Linked DNA regions of Homo sapiens: region 2 is linked to region 1. Evidence: chromatin loops called from intact Hi-C (ENCODE). Cell type or tissue: sigmoid colon. All regions are shown on one strand.

What was found. Peaks named below come from ENCODE experiments on the same cell type or tissue, not always from the same donor. Only the 100,000 strongest peaks of a DNase experiment are listed, where the experiment ranks them.
Region 2: a loop joins it to region 1, with 3 times the contacts of the local background. A loop is called at or near these places in 43 of 110 quality-filtered maps.

The regions. Positions count from the first base shown.
Region 1 is chr22:29,152,174-29,157,173 of GRCh38, reverse strand. It overlaps a transcript of KREMEN1 not described here. Among named protein-coding and RNA genes, the nearest start is that of EMID1, 51 kb to the left of the region's middle. RefSeq lists an enhancer at 4,530-5,000. In sigmoid colon, CTCF peaks have their summits at 2,338 and 2,545; DNase peaks (open chromatin) are centred at 2,553 and 4,563; H3K4me3 peaks cover 897 bases; H3K27ac peaks cover 1,513 bases.
Region 2 is chr22:29,077,927-29,082,926 of GRCh38, reverse strand. The region is part of intron 1 of KREMEN1 (kringle containing transmembrane protein 1); the gene reads right to left. Among named protein-coding and RNA genes, the nearest start is that of KREMEN1, 7.4 kb to the right of the region's middle. In sigmoid colon, no CTCF peak of the experiment used is centred here; a DNase peak (open chromatin) is centred at 2,137; H3K27ac peaks cover 2,394 bases.

The DNA.
Region 1 (5,000 bases):
GTGGAGCCCCCACAGGTCGGCTCCTCTGACTTGGCATAGTTTGTAGAAGCCTGAAGATGATAACCCTCTGGAAAGAGTTTTCCAATATGAATATGTGGGGATGGGCAGGTGTGGCTTCAAAGTTGTAAAAAGGGTTCAGTCCATCTTTACCCCCACTTACCAGCAGGATGACCTTGGTCTAGGAACACCTGTCTGAAGAAGAGATGTTATCCACCCAGGATTAAGTGATGGCAGCACAGGCTTTATTTCTCCAAGACTCAATTTCCTCATCTATAAAAACTGGAATAGAACTGTACCTACCTCATGGGGTTGCTGGGAGAGTCAAAGGAAATAAGGCACCGTATGTAGAGTTGAGCGGGGAGCCTGGTCCGAGGGTGTTTAGTGAATGCAATGTCAAGATGACCGAGTGCCTGCCCCTCAGCAGCCTTGCTCCTCCCAGCTCTGCGTGCAGGCCCTGGGGCTCCCCCGAGTGGTTTGATGAATGCTAGGGCTGCTCACAGCCCTTCATCTGGAATGGGATGCAGCAGTGTGGGGGCCTTCTTAGGGGTGGGTTCCTAGTACCTCATTTAGAGTTTTGAAGAGGCAGCCAGCGTCCTGTGCGGAGAGCATTCCTGTGCGGAGAGCATTCCAAGGCCTGGAAGGCCCACCAATCACCAAGTTCTAGCACAGGCCCAATCAATCACTCCCACAACCTGCTGCAGACTGGCTGGTGGAAGATCAGACGCCCTGGTTGCTGAGGGTTAATTACCAACTTGGCACCCATTGTCTCAGGGAGAAATTGCAAGAGTCTTTCTCTTTTTGTCTCTTTCCAAAGGCATAAACATCTGTACTGCAAGTGGCCCAGGGGGCCTGGAGATGTTTATTTTGTAGTTAACAAAGAGAAGGACATTTTGGCTTGGGAGCTGAGCATTCTGCTGGCCCAAAGCTTCTGGGAGACTCCCTGCACTGGGAGGTGTCTCCAGGAGTGGCTCAGGGTGGGGCAGGGCAGTGGCATGGGTGATGCTGGACAGCAGAATAGATGTCTAGTCCAGGGCATTGGCCAGGCCCCCTTCCTGGGGGCAAGCAGGGGAAGCAGTGTTCCTCAGTGCTCCTAGTGCGTGCTGGAAACACATGCACCAGCCTTTTAACAGTGCTTCCACTGAGCAGTGTGACAGTGAGAGAGACTTATGTTGTTCTTTTTGTTTTGTGTGCTTTCCAAATTTTTTTTTTTTTTTGAGATGGAGTTTCACTCTTGTTGCCCAGGCTGGAATGCAGTGGCACCGTCTCAGTTCACTGCAACCTCTGCTTCCTGGGTTCAAGTGATTCTCCTGCCTCAGCCTCCTGAGTAGCTGGGATTACAGGCACGCGCCACCACACCCAGCTAATTTTTGTATTTTTAGTAGAGACGGGGTTTCGCCATGTTGACCAGGCTGATCTCAAACCTCTGACCTCAGGTGATCCTCCTGCCTTGGCCTCTCAAAGTGCTGGAATTACAGGTGTGAGCCACCGGGCCCAGCCTCCAAATTTTAAAATAATCCACCTGCACTTTATTTTCAAACTTGCACATGTAATGCATGAATGTAAGAGATTCAAGCCACATATAAATATATCAAATAAAATGTGAAAATGTAAGTGTCCTCACCTTCTCTTTTCCTTTTTGGAGACAGGGTTTCACTCTGTTGCCCAGGCTGGAGTGCAATGGCGTGATCACGGCTCACTGCAGCCTAGACCTCCCAGGCTCAAGTGATTCTCCCACTTCAGCCTCCTGAGTAGCTAGGACTACAGGCACACACCACCATGCTTGGCTAATTTTTATATTTTTTGTAGACACCGGGTTTTGCCATGTTGCCCAGGCTGGTCTCGAACTCCTGGGCTCAAGAGATCCACTTACCTTGGCCTCCCAAAGTGCTGGGATTACAGGCGTAAGCAACTGCCCCTGGCCTCCTCCTGTCTTCTTCCTTTCCTTTTCCAAAGGTGACCACAATAAGAGTTAGGCACAGAACTTGCAGGACTTTGCTGGTGCCTTTGTATACACATACATATATTTCCCTCCCTCTTTTTAAAATTTGGCCAAAAAAAAAAAATTACACTTATGCTTTGTTCTTTGACTTTTTTCACGTAAGATATTCTGATACAGTGTGTGTAGAAGCACTACATTAATTTGTTCTTTTTTTTTCATTGCCTTTGGAGATTATACACCACATTAATTTCAATGGTGACATAGGATTTCATAGTATGGAGGTAGAATAATTCATCTGATCACTTATCTGATAGAATGAGTTCTTTAGAGGGCTTGGTGAGAGTGAGACCTGGGCTAATGTCCAGGTTTAGAGTCAGGACACCTGTGACATTATTTTTTTCTTTTTTCTTTTCTCTCGCAATTTTGCCCAGGCTGATTCTGAACTCCTGGGCTCAAGGCATCCTTCCTCTCAGCCTCCAGAGTAGCTGGGATTACAGGCACGCATCACCGCGCTGGGCAAAAAATCCGTGTAACTGTAATGGAAGGGCTTGAGAGCAGTTGCGGTTCAGGGCTGGCCTTCTTCCGCAGATCTGCAGTCTTACCACGGGGCGGCGCTGGTGAGCAAGCCTGCGCTGGGACGGCTCCTGCAGGAAAGGCGAGGGCGGCAGGAGGCGGCGGCTGGGGGCTCTGCCGCAGCGGGAGCTGGGCGGGCGGGCAGCTCCTTACCTCTGCCAGCTGGGCCAGGGGCCTTAGCCTATTTGTCCACCTGCAGCATTGGGGGAACTATGAGGACATTCAAATTCTGCATTTGTTCCCTTACCTGAAGCAACAGATAAGGAAATCCACTGCAGGCAGGGAGTCGGCAGAAAAGGGTATTTTCACCCAACAGCTAGGTCCCTAAGAAAGTAAAGGTCAATAGATACCTTTATTAAATGGGGTCACATATTGAAGGTCCTGGGGGAAACCAGCTACTTGAAGGAACCAAGTCAGGAATTATTCTCTAAGGAGGGAACTGCCCCTACTTTGTGCATTGTAAACTTGGAGTTTGATAAATAGGGTTCTCAATCTGAAAGGCAGGGCAAATCTGAGGTGCCCCCTGCTCCTGGTGGTCCCCTGAGTTTACTGATAAAAATTGTTAAAATGTATTGAGGACTCACAGGCCAGTCACTGAGCTAAATATTGTACCTTTCTTATTTCATTTAATCTTCACAACAACCCTATGAGAAACTACTGCTGTATCTCTTTTCTTTCTTTTTTTTTTTTTTGAGAGGAAGTCTTGCCGTTACCCAGGCTGGAGTGCAGTGACTAGATCTCGGCTCACTGCAACCTCCGCCTCCCAGGTTCAAGCGATTCTCCTGCCTCAGCCTCCCGGAGTAGCTAGGGAGTAGCACGCCAGGCTGATTTTTTTGTATCTTTAGTAGAGACGGGGTTTCAACATGTTGGCCAGGCTGGTCTCAAATTCCTGACCTCAGGTGATCCGCCCGCCTCGGCCTCCCAAAGTGCTGGGATTATAGGCATGAGCCACCATGCCCAGCCTGTACCTATTTTCTAGATGAATAAATGGAGGTTATAAAGGAGCCAGGCATGGTGGCTGGTGCCTGTAATCTCAGCACTTCGGGAGGCCAAGACGAGAGGATCACTTGAGCCCAGGAGTTCAAGACTAACCTGGGCAACATAGTGAGACGCTGTCTCTACAATAATTAAAAAAAAAAGAAAAAATCAGCTGGACGTAGCAGCCCACGCCTGTGGTCCCAGCTACTCAGGAAGCTGAGATGGAAGGATTGTTCAAACCCAGGAGAGTGAGGCTGCAATGAGCTATGATTGTGCTGTCAGAGGCAATGGAAACAGAGCGACTCCATCTTGAATAGGGGCTGAATAAAATGAGGCTGAGACCAGCTGGGCTGCATTCTAAGGAGGCTGGGCATTCTTAGTCACAGGATGAGATAGGAGGTCGGCAGGACTGGCTTCACAAGATACAGGTCACAAAGACCCCGCTGATAAAATGAGATGCAGTGAAGAAGCCGGACAAAACCCGCCAAAACCAACATGGCTGGTTGTCCTCACTGGTCATTATATGCTAATTATAATTCATTAGCATGTGAAAAGACACTCCCACCAGGGCCATGACAGTTTATGAATGCCATGGCAATATCTGGAAGTTACCCTATATGGTCTAAAAAGGGAAGGAACCCTCAGTTCCGGGAACTCCCCACCCCTTTCCCAGAAAACTCATGAATAATCCATCCCTTGTTTAGTATATCATCAAGAAATAACCGTAAGTCTACTCAGTCAAGCAGCCCATGCCGCTGCTCTCCCTATGGAGTAGCCCTCCTTTATTCCTTTACTTTCTTAATAGACTTGCTTTCACTTTACTGTCAGCTCACTCTTGAGTTCCTTCCTGCTTCAAGCCAGGAACCCATGGGGCACCCCCAGGCTGAATCCCAGTTTTGGAGTTTACCCTGTGACGGTGCCACTGCTCTCCAGCCTGGGCGACAGAGTGAGACCCTGTCTTTAGAGAGAGGAAAAAAAGGAAAGGTTGTGCTTGGCAGGCAGTGTGCCAGAGCCCCAAGAGTCAGCAGGAGGGGTTGGGGGGAGAGTGGAGGGGTGCAAGGGGCGGGGAGGAGCTGGAGAAAGTTGAGCAGATTCTGTCTCCCGCTAGGGCAGATCCCAGCCCAGTAAGTCAGCGCACAGAAGGGCAGGCCTCGCCCGTCTCACAGGACTGAGAAGAAAGGCGAGTTTCTAAGAGACTGGAGGACTCCCTACATGGGAAAGGGAAGTGATTTTAGCCTGTTTGGCTGGGAGTTCGGCTGATGGTTCCAACTCATGGGTATTAGCAGAGGGGAACAAGGAATTGCTGAGGGTGGCAAATTGGTTATAATTAAGAGAACCTGGGAGACGCAAAACAATGTGAAGGCCACCAGCTGTCCTGGATCTGGAGACTCTGTCCTTGGAGCCGCTTGTAGGGGGTTAGAGGGATGGCTCAGGAAACCAGCCGCCCTCCCCTGCAGTGCAGACCATTCAGCAAAGACTGCAGGAGGATGGAGCCTCTCTGCCTGATATT
Region 2 (5,000 bases), 74 kb after region 1:
AACGTGAGATATTTTAAAGCTGAAACTTCAGCTTGCTGATGGACAATACCTCAGCTCATTATAAGCCAGCTCTAAAGAAAACACAAAAACAAAAGGCGAACTATTTGAAGGCTCAGGGTCTAGAATAGGTAGCACTAACTTCTATAGAAACCAGAGGTTTTGAAACAAGTCACAGTGCCTGCTGCCACAGCTCTTAAAGGACTTGATTACCTTGAAGTGTAACTGCTCAGGAAGCACATAGCCCTGTTTCCAATAGCCTGTGAGCATCTTACTCACCTTTGTATTCTCAGCAACTACAGACCACATAGAAGGTGCCTGGCTAAGTGTCTGTTGAAAGAGGGAAGCTGGTGAATGAGGGGCTAGGGGAAAGCTCCATTACAGATACATTCAGGGTGCATTAGTTTCCTCACCAATGTATTCCTCCTAGGCCAGCCTCAAGACTTACCTAGCAATACCTATGAGAAGTTCTAGGAAAGTTCATGTAAATCAAGTACAAGTTTATGTAAATCAAGGAAATCAAATATTTGCTATTTAAACCAGGGACTCTGCTATTTAAAGGAAATGGATGGGGGCTGGGTGCAGTGGCTCACCCTTGTAATCCCAGTACTTTGGGAGGCCAAGGTGGGAGGATTACTTGAGGCCAGGAGTGCCACTGCCCCCCAGCCTGGGCAACAGAGCGAGACTCCATCTAAAAAATAAAATAAAATAAAATAAAATAAAAATATGAATTTTATATTCTTAGTTTGCTTTAAGCAGGAGGCACCCAGCTCAAATCTACGCCTTGCCTCACTATCACTTGAGCAACCTTTTTCCATGTTGTCTGAAGGTCAACTGGATATAATCCAGCTTCTAGACAAGTTTTGTTAGTAATGCCTGTGACCTATTTTTAATGTCAGATGGCAAGAAAATTCCCCAATAATAGAGTCCTGGAGGGCAGCCAATACTCCATGGAAGCCAGACTCTGGGCTTTTCAGTTTCCCTTGGCTGATATGGGATAGACAAATAATATAAGAGCTCCTGAGTGGGGAGCTGATACCAGGTAGACCATATATCTCTAGAGCACATTTCAAAGTAAAACTCGAAGCAACAAAGTTGTAGCCTTCTGTCAATTGGCACAGGGATAAGTCCTAATCAGAGATGCTGGGCACACAGGAGGAATTTGATAAGTACTTGTTAATTGGTCCCAACATAAAAATATGACTCAAGAGATGGGTTTCATAAGTTCTGGCCAGGGAGACAGTTTAGGGCAGAAGGAAAGGCTCAGTGTAACACTCATTTATAAGTAGATGGAACCATCATCTCTGGTCACTTGGAGCAATAAGAATAAGAGCAAATAGTGGCCAACAGATTAATTCTGATTGTCAAAGCTTTAAAGTTTCATGGAGTGTTCCATGAAGCTCGATTAGGGTTGCCAGATTTGACAAATAAAAACAGAATTCTCAGTTAAATTTGAATTTCAGATAAACATCAAAGAATTTTTTAAGACAAGTATTCCTAAACATTGCATGAAACAGACTTTAATTAAAAATTATTTGGTGTTTGTCTGAATCTCAAACTTAATTGGGCATCCTGTAATGTATCTGACAATTGTACTCTAGAGAGAATAAAAAGACACAGTGAATCACAGACCCCCTTACTGAATTAAGGTTTCTGAAACACTGTCCACAGAAATGCTTAAAGAGGTTAGATGTGGATAATGAAGAATCTGCTTAAGAGTGAAAAAAGATGCTGATCAGAATCAACTGTTCCTAGGCAGGCAACTAACAGTAAAAAGAAGGACGGGGGGAGTGGGGAGGGATAGCATTAGGAGATATACCTAATGTTAAATGACAAGTTAATGGGTGCAGCACACCAACATGGCACATGTATACATATGTAACTAACCTGCACGTTGTGCACATGTACCCTAAAACTTAAAGTATAAAAAAAAAAATTCATTGCTGGTAACAGGAAAGCTTGACGCTAAAAAAAAAAAAAAAAAAAAAGGACAAAAAAATAATACAATCAGGACGGGGTTTCTCAACCTCAGTGCTACTGACATTTTGGGCTGTATAACTCTTTGGCGTGGGGGCTCTCCTGTGCATTCTAGGATGTTTAGCAGCAGCATCCCTGGCCTCTACCGGCTAGATGCCAGTAGTACCTCTTTAGTTGTGACAGCCAAAATGTCTCCAAGTATTGCAAAATGTCCCCTGGGGGCAAAATCTCCTCCAGTTGAAATCACTGAGTTAGAAGAAATGGTCAAATAAACAGAAAGTGTCACACCCATTAACCAGTGGTCATATAACTAAAGATTGTTCTCAAGGGAGACTTTCTCAGCTCAGCCCCTGGCCCCCTCCAAGCCCCTAACAAAGAAGGCCTAGTCATTTCAGCTAAGACAACCAAAAACCCTTCATCTGCCAGAAGCGCTAGGGAAGAATCTTTGGTGAGCCAGGCCAGTGAAGCTCTGCATTGGCCATGCACACATCACAGCAAGCAGGGCATCGCACCCAGCCTTTGAAGACACTCCTTTTAAGTTAATCTCCCCTCCAACTAAACTTTTTCCAAATCTCTTCCTGCCATTTGGAAGTTGAGTGATTCTCAGCTGAAAAGGCCTGTATAGACGAGGTGCAGATGGCAGCAGTTACAGCCCTCACCAGATGCTACAGTCTCTAATTTGATTGAAAGGATATAATTAGACAACAGAAACACTTTAATGAAAGAGCAAAACATGGAGGGAGGGAAGGATTGAAGGCCCTTAACTGATGCCAAAACACCCACCAGTAATAGAGGCTTTGAGTCTGGGGAAAGGGAAGGGGAAAGCCCCTTAAAAGGACAGTCCCCATCCTGTTTATTTCCCCATAGACATAGGAATAGGGATTTTATTATTGTAGATTTCCACTGTATTTTATGTGGGAACAATCTGATTAGAACCAGAAGGGTCTTCGGAAGAACATCAAAGAAAAACAAATATGGCTTCTGTGGTCATTATTAAAAATATTTTTACCAGCCCAATAATTTTCTTTGAAGATGAATTTTTATAGATTGAACAACAGCAAGTAATTTACATACTGTGATGGGATTGGTTAGCAATCCCTACTAGTCTAGAAGAGAACTACTTGGTTGCCATGTTTTCCTCCAACTTTAGGACACTAAGGCACATGTACAGCCATCTAATATGTCTGTTTGGAAGGTGTGAAGAAACCACGCAGAGTCAATCATACACGCTGATAGCTACAGCCGCTCTGAATCACCTTTAAAAGTTGCCTACACTGTTTTTACTATTTCCTAGCTTTAAAATTTTGTGTGTGAGTATACCGTTCTGGTTCTAACCAAGAATCTAACCAAACTGAAAGAAATCCAGCCCTCAAAGTCTGCAGTTGCTAATGTGGTGTGACACTTGGGTTTGGAAGCAGCTGCAGCCTCCTCAGCCCACTAGAAGCAGGGCCCCGCCCTTGTGGCAAATTGAACAATAAAAGTTTAATGCTTTGGCTACTTGCCAGAGATTAAATCCGTGGCAAGGGAAGCTAGAAGCTGGGCCCGGCAGAGGGGTAGCTCTGAGAGGGCCCTGTTGTATAAATGCAGGGAGAGAGGCAACTTTGCGTGTGAGGTGGCCTAAAACATTTTGTCTGCCAAGGTGCTCCCTAGCACCCCAATTCATTCATTCCTCTTTAAACTGGTACAAGTGCAGGCTAGGAAGGTGTTTACCTAGAAAGAGAATTTAAAAGGAGGGGAAGGAATTCCCTTAGAAGAGAAGTCACGTTTCTGTGGAGTAGTTATTTGTGAGGTGTATGGACGCCAATCTGACATTTTTTTGCGATGGCCTCTTTCCTTTCCCTCATCAGTCTGAATACAGACAAAGTCTCAGAAGGTGAGGTAAGGGTTGAGGGAAGCACCGCCATCTTGGGAGGACAACTATGAAGATAAGACAGGGAGGAAAAATAGAGTGACCTCAGACTGCTCCTCCTAGACTAATACTTACGGGTTCCAGCTGGATTCTCAAGGTCAAACTGAATATAGAAGGAATGTCAGTCATCATTCTCACCAATGACAAGGCTGCCCAGTGAGCCGGCCAGAAGGTAACCTGCCAAGTGGCGTTGGGGGTGCTGGATCTCACTTCAAACCTATACAGGTAGTTTTCTAAGGGACACATTCACTTCCTCCTATGTTGTCCTTATTCAGGCGGCAGACACTCAAGGCAAAACTACAGATCCAAACTTCCGGCCTCTCTCAAGTGTTTTGCATTAACTGTTCCACAGTACAAGCACAATCAACTTGGTATGTTTGAATGTTTCATTTTGTTTTTTCAGAAATGTTTTAATTAAAACAAAATAATCAGCTATGCTAAGCACATTGTTATTTTTTAAAACGACTTTAAATATGACAACAGAACCATGGACATAAAAATTAACTGGTTAGGAAAGTCATAGAAGTTTGTTTTCTTCTTCTTCTTCTTTTTTTTTTTTTTCCTGGCTGTTTTTCTGTGTCAGGGCTGGTGCCACCTGCTGCCTGGGCTTTCCTCTGAGAAATAGATCTCTCAACGGTTTGTTCTAAGCAACATCTGCAGGCATAGTTGAACAAACCATAGGCCAGTTCCAAGGCAGGCACTATTTATGTAGTGTACACTGAACCATGCTGAATTTCTCTTTAGGACATTTTCAAGGTGTTTTTGTTTGTTTGTTTGTTTGTTTTTGAGACAGGGTCTTGCTCTGTTGCCCAGACTGGAGTGCAGTGGCACAATCTCAGCTCACTGCAACCCTGACCTCCCAGCTCAAGTGATCCTCCCACCTCAGCCTCTTGAGTAGCTAGGACTACACGACATCTGTCTAATTTTGGTTTATTTTTTGTAGAGACAGGGTTTTACAGAGACAGGGTCTCACTATGTTGCCTAGGCTGGTCTCAAACTCCTGGGCTCAAGGGATCCATTCACCTGAGCCTTCCAAACTGCTGGGATTACAGGCTTGAGCCACTGCACCTGGTCTAAAAGTCCTATTAAAGACCCAAATGTACGTGCACAAACTTTT